Linked DNA regions of Homo sapiens: region 1 is linked to region 2. Evidence: read pairs that join two places in POLR2A ChIA-PET (ENCODE). Cell type or tissue: HepG2. All regions are shown on one strand. Region 1 overlaps GK (glycerol kinase). Region 2 has its middle 26 kb from the start of GK.

Region 1 (5,000 bases), 52 kb before region 2:
ATCACAAAACCTAGAACACAGAAAGGCACCTATTCTTTCATTGAATTAATTTTATATTAATTACTATAGTGAGTTCATCCATAATAAATTGAGATTATCACATCTATGTTATCAATTTTCAAGTCTACATTTGGAACCATCTAATTTCTCATTGCCCAGAATTAGCTTCTATTACAAGTTCAACACTCACTTTGTCGAAAACAAGGCCATTTTTTCTCTCAGGTTGGTACCCCCTAAATATTATTTAATTTCTTTCTGTTCTCTCAGGCTGAAAATCTCACAGGCCTGCTTTATTTTCTCCCTCCTCCTTATGCCCTATCCAATGTATAAACAATAAAATTTTTGTTGTTTATAAATTATCCAATCTAGGGTATTTTGTTATAGTAACCAGAATGGACTAAGAGAATGGGTTAGCTGCCTAGTGTATCAAGTCTACACTACTCTGCATAGCTTTTGGTGACCTCTATATCCTCACCAACTCCTAGTATATTTCACTTTCATTTCTTAATAATTTTTTCACTGGATATAGAACTGTATGTGGAAGTTACTTTCTTTGAGTACTTTAAAGGTTTCATTCCATCGCATTCTGACTTCCTTTGTTTCCACTGATAACTTAGCTGAAAGTCTTAGGGTCACTCTTTTGAAGGTTATATATCTTTTTTCCTCAGCTACTTCAAAACTTTATATCTTCATATCCCAGCATAAGTATGGTCTTCTGTATATTTATCTTGCCTAGGGATTATAGTGCTTATTGAATCTACAGCTTGCTATCTTTCATCAGTTTTGAAAAACTTTCTCCCATTATCTGTCTAATGTTATTTCTGCCTCGTTTTTTCTCATTCCTTTCCTTCTGGAAGTCCAATTACAAATATATTAAACTTCTTCACCTTTTCCCATATTTCTCTTAGATTCTTTTGTGCCTTTTCTAAACTTTTGTTTCTCTGTGCTTCAGTCTAAATATTTTACTCTCTCTCCCAGTTCTGATTTATCTTCCAGCTCACAAATTCATCTTCAGCTATGTCTCCTCTGATGGTAAAACCCCATCAATTGAGTTCTTAATACAGTTTTAGAATGTCCATTTAAACTGGACTTCCAATTCTTTGCCAAGATTATCAATCTCAATCTTGTCAATTAATTCCTTGAACATATTAATTATGGCTATTTTAAACTCTAAAAACTCTAATATCTGAATTTCTTGAGTCTGTTTCTAATGTCACTTGTTTCTGTTGCTTTTCAGTCACGTTTTGTTTTGTATGCATGGTTTTTTTAAATAGAAAACTAGATAATGCGTATGAAAAATTCTAGAGATTATTTGAGGCTCTAGATGATGTTGTCTTCCTCCAGAAAGGATTTACTCTTATTTCTGAAAGGAAGTTAGGCCACTAGCATTAGCAATCTCAGATCATCTTAATCCAATTAGTGTTAAAGATCATTTGAATCTGGGCTTCAATTCCTGTGAGGGTTGGTTTATTTTCAGTTTACCTCACTTCCAGGATTTGACCTTTCACAGTCCCAGTCCAAAGTCTGGGATTTTACCAACACTCATCCCCACCCTTGGCAGCCCTTGACTTCACCTTTTGCCTCCTTATCTTTATGGACCTGCAGAAGTGTGGCTTAGCCTGTCAGATACTCCTTTCAGAACCTACCGATATCTCCAGGAGATAAGCAATGCCAAATGCTAGGCTTATGTCTCTGGGCTTTCCTTCTGTCCTCACTGCCTTGGTAGCCTTCCAGTTCTTCAGAATTTTATTTCATTTTCATCCAGCTTTTCTGGTTGTTCTCCGCATACTGGTGTGTTTGAAACAACCCATTCCACCATCATGGGATGGCTAAACTCTCCTTTATCATCTGTTTTGCCTCAAGCTGCCCCGTGTTTTAAGTCTACACTACACTGCATGGCTTTCAGCCCCCTCTATATCCTCACCAACCCCTGTCTACCCAAATTAGAACACAAGCTTTAAGGTTGGAGAGTGTTCATGTTTAAACTGTGGCTTTACTCTACTTATAGCTACATGCCATTGGACAAGTTATAGAGCTTTTCCACAATTAATTTATAAAATAGGGGTAGTAAAATCTGTTTCACAGGGTCAGTGAGATTAAATAATATGGGTAAAATACTTAGCACAATCCCAAAGTAATAGCAGTTAGCACTTACTGAGTATTATTATCGCTGCTAGTTCTACTAAAAATAAAAAAAAATGAGTCAACCTATGCATGAAACTCATCCATTTCTTTACTCTGGCAAAATATGTGTACACATTTTCACCTTCATAGCTTGTTCACATTATTCCTCAATTTTCTCTTTTCCTAACGCAATCCAATATACGCTTCAAGGCCCAAGTGAAGTTCAACCTCCACTGTGAAAAGTATGCTAAAATTTCAAAATCCATACTGATATGTACTTGCTCTAAGTCCTTTTCAACCTATCAACACATGATTTATCAACTATTCCCTAATTTTGTTTTATGGATTGTTCCCTAATCTAGTTTTCTCTTTCCAAAACTAGATTATAAAGTGCTTAAAAAAACAGCCAATATAATTTGTATCCTTTATAGTACCCAAGATAACATCAAACATGTAAGAGGTTCTCAAAACATGTATGTGGCTCAGGATAGAAGAAAAGAGTTCCTCATATCCTATGAACATTTGAATTAATACTGCAAAGCACGTAGAATGGGGGAGGGGTGCAGAGGGACACAGGCAGAAGAGAAGGAAATAAGTAAATAAGAACATCACAGAAAGATTTTCTAGTAAAACATTTACTTAAATCTTTACTGTAAGCATAACTTCAGCTTACCTAGTTGCATTATTTGAAAAATAACAATCCAAAGTCCAAAGTTCCATTTTTACAATTCAATGTTTAGAATATAACTGGAACTAGCCGGGCGTGCCAAGGTGGGCAGATCACCTGAGGTCGGGAGTTTGAGACCAGTCCGGCCAACATGGTGAAACCCTGTCTCTACTGAAAATACAAAAATTAGCCGGGCATAATGGTGCACACCTATAATCCCAGCTACTTGGGAGGCCGAGGCACGAAAATCACTTGAACCTGGGAGATAGAGCGAGCCGAGATTGCACCACTGCACTCCTGCCTGAGTGAAAGAGAAGACTCTGTCTCAAAAAAAGAAAAAAAAAAAAAAAGCTCAGAATTTAACTGGAACTTTCTGGTTTGCCTGAGTAGGCTCTTCCTTTCATTAAGAAAACAAAAGAAAGTAAAACCTTAACTAGTTCAGGAAGTTAGCTAACATTGATCTATCAAAGGATACTCTCCTAAATACTAGTCATTAAATAGTCTGTCTTATATTCAAAATGAATTACTCATGAGAATGAGAACAAAATAAACATTTAAAACATGTACTTCTGGCTGGGTGTGGTGGCTCACACCTGTAATCCCAGCACTTTGGGAGGCTGAGATGGGTGGATCACTTGAGGTCAGGAGTTCAAGACCAGCCTGGCCAACGTGGTGAAACCCCATCTCTACTAAAAATACAAAAAAAAAAAAAAAAAAATAGCTGGGCATGGTGGTGGGCGCCTGTGATCCCATCTACTGGGGAGGCTGAGGCAGGAGAATCGCTTGAACCCAGGAGGTGGAGGTTGCAGTGAGCCGAGATTGTGTCATTGCACCCCAGCCTGGGCAACAGCAAGACTGTCTCAAAAAAAAAAAAACAGAGGAAAGAAAAAAAAAAAAAACACCACAGAAAAAGATGTACTAAAAGGATCTTTAGTTGTAATTCTTTCAAATTTTTTGAGAATTTAATTTTTTATCATAAATACAGAAAACATACTAAATACTTTCTTATAATACAATAACATTAAATACTTTAACTTTTAATAAAGATTATTCCCCCAAAATTATCCCCTCTCTGATAATTTCTGATTCCATTCCCCATCCCACAACTTAGTATTTAATTGATAAAAAATTGTGCTTTGCTTTCTGACACAATGAAGTCTTTTAGTGATTGTAATTTAGAACAAAATTTTCCTTTTAGGAAGTGGTAGTATCATTCGGTGTTCAACAACTGTCATGCTAATAATGATGCTAAAATATACTCAGGATCATTTACACCTAATAAGTTGTGATACCTAAAAGTGGTATATTTGAGATTTGGGGTTTTTTAAATCCCTGCTCAAATAGCCACATTTGTAGAAGAAGCAGCTAAAATTCGAATATTCTATTTTTATAACCTTAGAAGAATAATTCAAATTCCTAGATGGAAAGACAAACACACAAGTACTTTATAGAAAAATGACTGTGAACACACGTAATTTTAATTTTTTGAGGGTAAGGAGGTAAGATCTCTTTTAGATGTCACAAACAGCAGGGGTTATAAAACAATTTGGCAAACATTCACTCATTTGTAAGACAATCTGCAAGAGGAGAGAGCATGGGAGAGTTAATTCACTATGTGAATATGTATGATCCAAAAATGGTAAATATACAACAGTTAATTTCTTAGCAGACTCTTCTGCCCATCCCATCAAGATTATAGGTACCATGACTGCATGTGTTTTTTTTTTTCTTTCTTTTTTTTTTTTTGAGATGGAGTCTCACTCTCTTGCCCAGGCTGGAGTGCAATGGCAAGGTCTTGGCTCACTGCAACCTCTGCCTCCCAGGTTCAATCAATTCTCCTGCTTCAGCCTCCCGAGTAGCTGGGACTATAGGTGTGTGCCACCACACCTGGCTAATTTTTGTATTTTTAGTAGAGATGGGGTTTCACCATGTTGACCAGGCTGGTCTTGAACTCCTGACCTCGTGATCCACCCACCTCAGTCTCCCGAAGTGCTGGGATTACAGGCGTGAGCCACCATGCCTGGCGACTGCATGCTTTTTTAGCAAGATATTTTAATATGACCACATTTGCAATGTGAAGAAAGGCCCTACATTTGACATCCATGCATGACAGCTTACCCACAGCATTGTAGAGAGGCTCTCCAGTTATCTTGTCCCAGACTACAGTGGTTTCCCTCTGGTTGCTGACACCAATAGCTTTAAAGAGAAA
Region 2 (5,000 bases):
TCACTATTTTGCCTATCCCAGGACCTGAGAACAGTGGCCACTTCTGGGACTATACAGGGATGTTCCCAATTCCAGAGGAGCTGGAATGCTAGTAATTTATCTGGAGAGGACAGATGTGGCTTCTTTATAATACCCCCTTGACAGTACTTCAGTTTACTGCAACCTGAAGGAAAACTTGCTATGTTAGTTTAGTACCTGAATTAAACCTGAGAAGCAATAAGATTCCTAACTGCTTAATTCCTTTACGTCTTTCCCTTCTTTATTTTGAGGTGTGTCTGCTGCCCCTGCTTCTGCATCAGTGCTTTTGCTCTTTTTTCCTTTTGTTTTGTTTGTTTGTTTTTAATTTTTTGAGACGGAGTTTTGCTCTGTCGCCCAGGCTGGAGTGCAGTGGTGCGTGATCTCGGCTCACTGCAACCTCTGCGTCCCAGGTTCAAGCGATTCTCCTGCCTCAGCCTCCGGAGTAGCTGGGATTACAGGCGCCCACCACCACGCCCGGCTAGTTTTTGTATTTCTAGTAGAGACAGGGTTTCACCATGTTGGCCAGACTGGTCTCAAACTCCTGACCTCAGGTGATCCACCCCCTTGGCATCCCAAAGTGCTGACATTACAGGCATGAGCCACCACTCCCGGCCAGTGCTTTTGCTCTTTTACAGAGTCCTTCATTTACTGATACAACTATAGCCTTTGCAGATAGAGAGGGGTCTTCTTCTGATGCAGACCAAGTACTCTGTTCTTGGCACGCCTCCTGAGAAAGTTTTACCATCCCTCAGATCCCCTGCTATAACACATTTCTCCTCATCAACTCTTCATTGACAAAAAGTTTGAGTTAGCAATACTTACTGTGTGCATGTCACACAGATACACACACACAAAACTGACTCTGGCAGTTTACATGGAAAAAGAAACGAGAATACAATTTGGCTTATAATTTATAATTCAATTTGCATAGAAACCCTATGCAAAATTTAGTAATAGAAGCTAATTTGAGGATAATAGAAGAATTGCTTCTATAATTACATAAAATCATACTGTTCAGGAATATCAATTCTTTTCTAAGGTCTCAAATGCGCATTTTCATGACCAATTATATATTTGTCTCCTAAACTTAATCTTCCCTCCTGATTTCATGGCATTAGTAGTATCCAACCCAGAATTTGAGAACATCAGAAAAAAAATTATCATCCGAAGTGAAGCTAATATGAATCAAAATGAAGGAGATTACTAATGAACAAGAGTGACCTACATAGAGAGTTGATATGTGTTATTAGGGAACTGAGCCCGAACTTAAGTGCAAATCTTCGAACTTCTAAGTCCAGAAATTTTACTCTTTAAGGTAGAGACAAAATTCTGGCTTGTTGTATCTTGGAGGGATGGTCAAAACTTAAGGCTGAGGTGGCTGTTCACGTAGGAGAATCCCTCGTTGTCAAAGGGCAGGGTTAGTCTCTTGTTTAGGAGGGCACTTCCTGTATTTGGTCTACCTGGCATTAAGTAAAGGTATGGCCTCATAATAGGCTCTCAGCAAATATTTGCTTGCTGCTTGAGAAGTGTTTTTTCTTCAGTATAATATTTTTTTAACCTGGTTTCGACCTAGGTGACAACCTCCACAATGGTTGGTTCTTAAGGAAATGGTATCAAAAGAATGAGTGCAGGGTGAGGAGGGTTTGGGGTTGGATTAGGAGTGGAAACTTTGCACGGCTTTGGGGATGTAAATACAGGGAAAGGCAGCTGAGAGACACACAATTATTGTGTCATTTTCAAGGCAATATAATGAGCTTCTTTCATCTGAATGGAGCTGCTTATGTAATGTGGGCGTGGGTGTTGGGTTGGGGGGATGAATAGGGAGCACGTTCATGCCTTTCTCCAAGCAGGCCTATAAGAACATTCCTGTCACCCCCTACCTCTTTCTCTCTTCTCCTTTCATTCTACCCACTAAGAGGAAAGACAGGAAGCAACAAAGTCCACTTCAAATCACACTAAGTAAAAAGCCAAGTATCCTTGTGTACTTAGCATGTTATTTAAATACGTTGCTGCTGATGATGACATACCGTGAAAAAGTTACATAATCTGGTTGTGAAATGCACAACAAAGAAAGGCAATATCTTCATTGGCAATTGTCTATAAGTTGCACACTGTAGGGACCAAGGGAAAACATTCCCTTCACCCTCTGAAGGTTTGCTGAAAATCACCGACAAAAGACAGACACAAATTTATTTGATCATAATTTTACACAAACGTGAGAGCATTCACAATGAAAACTCAAAGATATAGGAGAAACTGTCCATTTTCCTGCTAAGGTTCAACAAAGCACAGATAGCTGTGTAGAAATATGATCGGACAAAAAATGTGGGGAAACCAAGTAAGGCCTGTCTGTCTAAATTCTTCTTGGCCTCTGAGCATGCACTCCTTCCTTCTGGGTATGGGGCAGGTCCCTGTCTGGAGTGGGGGGGTCTCATGACAGTGAAACAAGGTAGATTAGATCGTTTGTCTTCATGGCCAGTTTCTACACAGAAAGGCAGGGAGAAAGTTAGAGTAATAATTTTAGGTTTTATGGCTGGCTTTGGGAGAAAGGGGTTCTGGCTTCTGACTTATTTTGGGGAAGAGGGATTCTAGTTTCTGTAGCTAGCCCTGGGGGAGAATGAGAGGCCAGCGATAAGAGGGCAGGAGAAAGTCAGAAATAACTGCTTCTGAGACCTTCATTTTGGGGTATCATTTTCTGAGACCCTACAACACCTATCTTTTCCTTTGCTCAGAGTTGAAAACCAACTTGCCCATCAACTTCAGAATTCACAAAAATGGGCACAGCAACTGAAAGACAGGTGTTATTATTCTTTTAAAATCCAAAGAAGGCCAATCCCAATGACCTTTATAAAGCTGTATTTCCTGAGTTAATGGAAAGAAAACTTTAGTATTAGAAATTTAATGGTGCCATGCTTTATTTTCTCTTATCCAAATAAGGTTTATTTCATAGCTTATCTTTCTTCTCTGCTCTGTGTCCTTATTTTTGGAAGTTTTAAGTTTGTAGTACATTTATCCTGACTACAGATCAAATGCCCTTTAGTGAAGAAGAACATATTGAGAAATCACAAATCATTGCTGTGTTTACATTTCTATTATAAGAGTTAAACATTTGTTTTAAGTAAGGGATTATTACTCTTAGTTGCTTCCTAATGAAGGTTGTTTAGCAAAGCCACTTCAAAACTGTGAGAACATGAAAATTTTGCATCTTTCTCACTTCGTATTTTATAGCAGGAATCAAAGTTCAGTCAGTGCTCTAACTTGCAGAGACCTCCAGCTTAGGTTAATAAAGAACTAGTTTTTTGTGTGTATTTTGTCTTTGTTGGGCAATATTTAATGGACTTGCTAATAGTTCTTTGGAAATTGAAGAGTTAGTTATGGAAGACCGAGAGAAGGGCAGGGAAAACATTACTTAGGTGAAGTAGCCTGAAAACTTAGTTCTAAGGCCATAACTTATTAACTGAATGACCTTGGGCAAATCACCTTGCTGAACTGAATTATTGGAATTGCACTTGAATTGAGGAAAAGGTAGCTGAAAAACCCTAACATGGAACAATTAGTATATTGGTCCTGAGCAAGCACTCTGGAATCAGACTGCCTGGATTCAAATTCCAGCTCGGTTGCCTACTGCATTTTACCTAGAGCAAGTTACTCAACCTTTCCATGTGTAAATTCACTATCTATAAAATGTGGATGAAAATAGTACCTACCACATAGAGTTGTATGATGGTTAAATGAGCTGGTATATGTAGAGCACATAGGAAGTTCTACTACTTCCATATAGGAGTTAGTATGCTTACAGTGGTCTTAATATTGAAATCGGTTAATGATCATTTCACGTACAGAATACTTTGCCACATACGATGCTTGAATTTTTATGATCATCAAGAAGAAAAAGGCCTTATGGATGACAACCAAAACCATCTACGCCCACAGAGCTCACTATTTACAATCATTAATGTAACTTTACTACTCCATCCTCCACTCTTTATTTTATTTTATTTTATTTTATTTTTTTGAGACAGAGTCTCGCTCTGTGGCCCAGGCTGGAGTGCAGTGGCATGATCTTGGCTCACTGCAAGCTCCGCCTCCCGGGTTCACGCCATTCTCTTGCCTCAGCCTCCCGAGTAGCTGGGACCACAGGCGCCTGCCACCACACCTGGTTAATTTTTTTGTATTTTTAGTAGAGACGGGGTTTCACTGTGTTAGCCAGGATGGTCTTGATCTCCTGACCTCGTGATCCACCGGCCTCGGCCTCCCAAAATGCTGGCATTACAGGCGTGAGCCACCGCACTCAGCCTCATTGTCTTTATTTTTAAAATTTTAAAATGTTTTTAAATTTTTTATTTTTTAAAAATATTTTATTTGAATTTTGGTGGGTACATAGTAGGTATATATAGATATATATATATATTTATGAGGTACATGAGATATTTTGTTACAGGCATGCAATGCATAATAATCACATCATGGAAAATGAGGTATCCATCCATTCAAGCATTTATTTATTCCTTGTGTTACAAACAATCCAATTGGACTCTTTTAGTGATTTTAAAATGTACAATTAAATTATTATTGACTACAGGCACCTTGTTGTGCTATCAAATACTAGGTTTTATTCGCTGTTTCTATTTTCTGTGTACTCATTAACCATTGGTAACTTGCCCCCACCACCCACCACTATCCTCTCCAGCCTCTGGTAACCATCCTTCCATTCTCTATGTCCGTACATTTTATTGTTTTGATATTGAGATCCTACAAATAAGTGAGAACCTGCAATGTTTATCTTTCTTTGCTGGGTTTATTTCACTTAGCAGAATGACCTCCAGTTCCATCCATGTTGTTGCAAATGACAGGATCTCATTCTTTTTTATTGCTGAATAGTACTCCATTGTGTATAAGTACCATACTTTCTTGATTCATTCCTCTGTTGATGGACACTTAGGTTGCTTCCAAATTCTAGCCATTGTGAACAGTGCTGCAAG

The links. Peaks named below come from ENCODE experiments on the same cell type or tissue, not always from the same donor. Only the 100,000 strongest peaks of a DNase experiment are listed, where the experiment ranks them.
Region 1: POLR2A ChIA-PET joins it to region 2 with 9 read pairs; 2 of 35 experiments call an interaction of 5 or more read pairs at or near these places.

The regions. Positions count from the first base shown.
Region 1 is chrX:30,677,362-30,682,361 of GRCh38, reverse strand. GK (glycerol kinase) reads right to left here. Exons shown (of 21, transcript NM_001205019.2): 4 at 4,910-4,987. Among named protein-coding and RNA genes, the nearest start is that of GK, 26 kb to the right of the region's middle. In HepG2, no CTCF peak of the experiment used is centred here; a DNase peak (open chromatin) is centred at 2,801.
Region 2 is chrX:30,624,961-30,629,960 of GRCh38, reverse strand. No RefSeq gene overlaps it. Among named protein-coding and RNA genes, the nearest start is that of GK, 26 kb to the left of the region's middle. In HepG2, no CTCF peak of the experiment used is centred here; DNase peaks (open chromatin) are centred at 1,520, 1,920 and 3,380.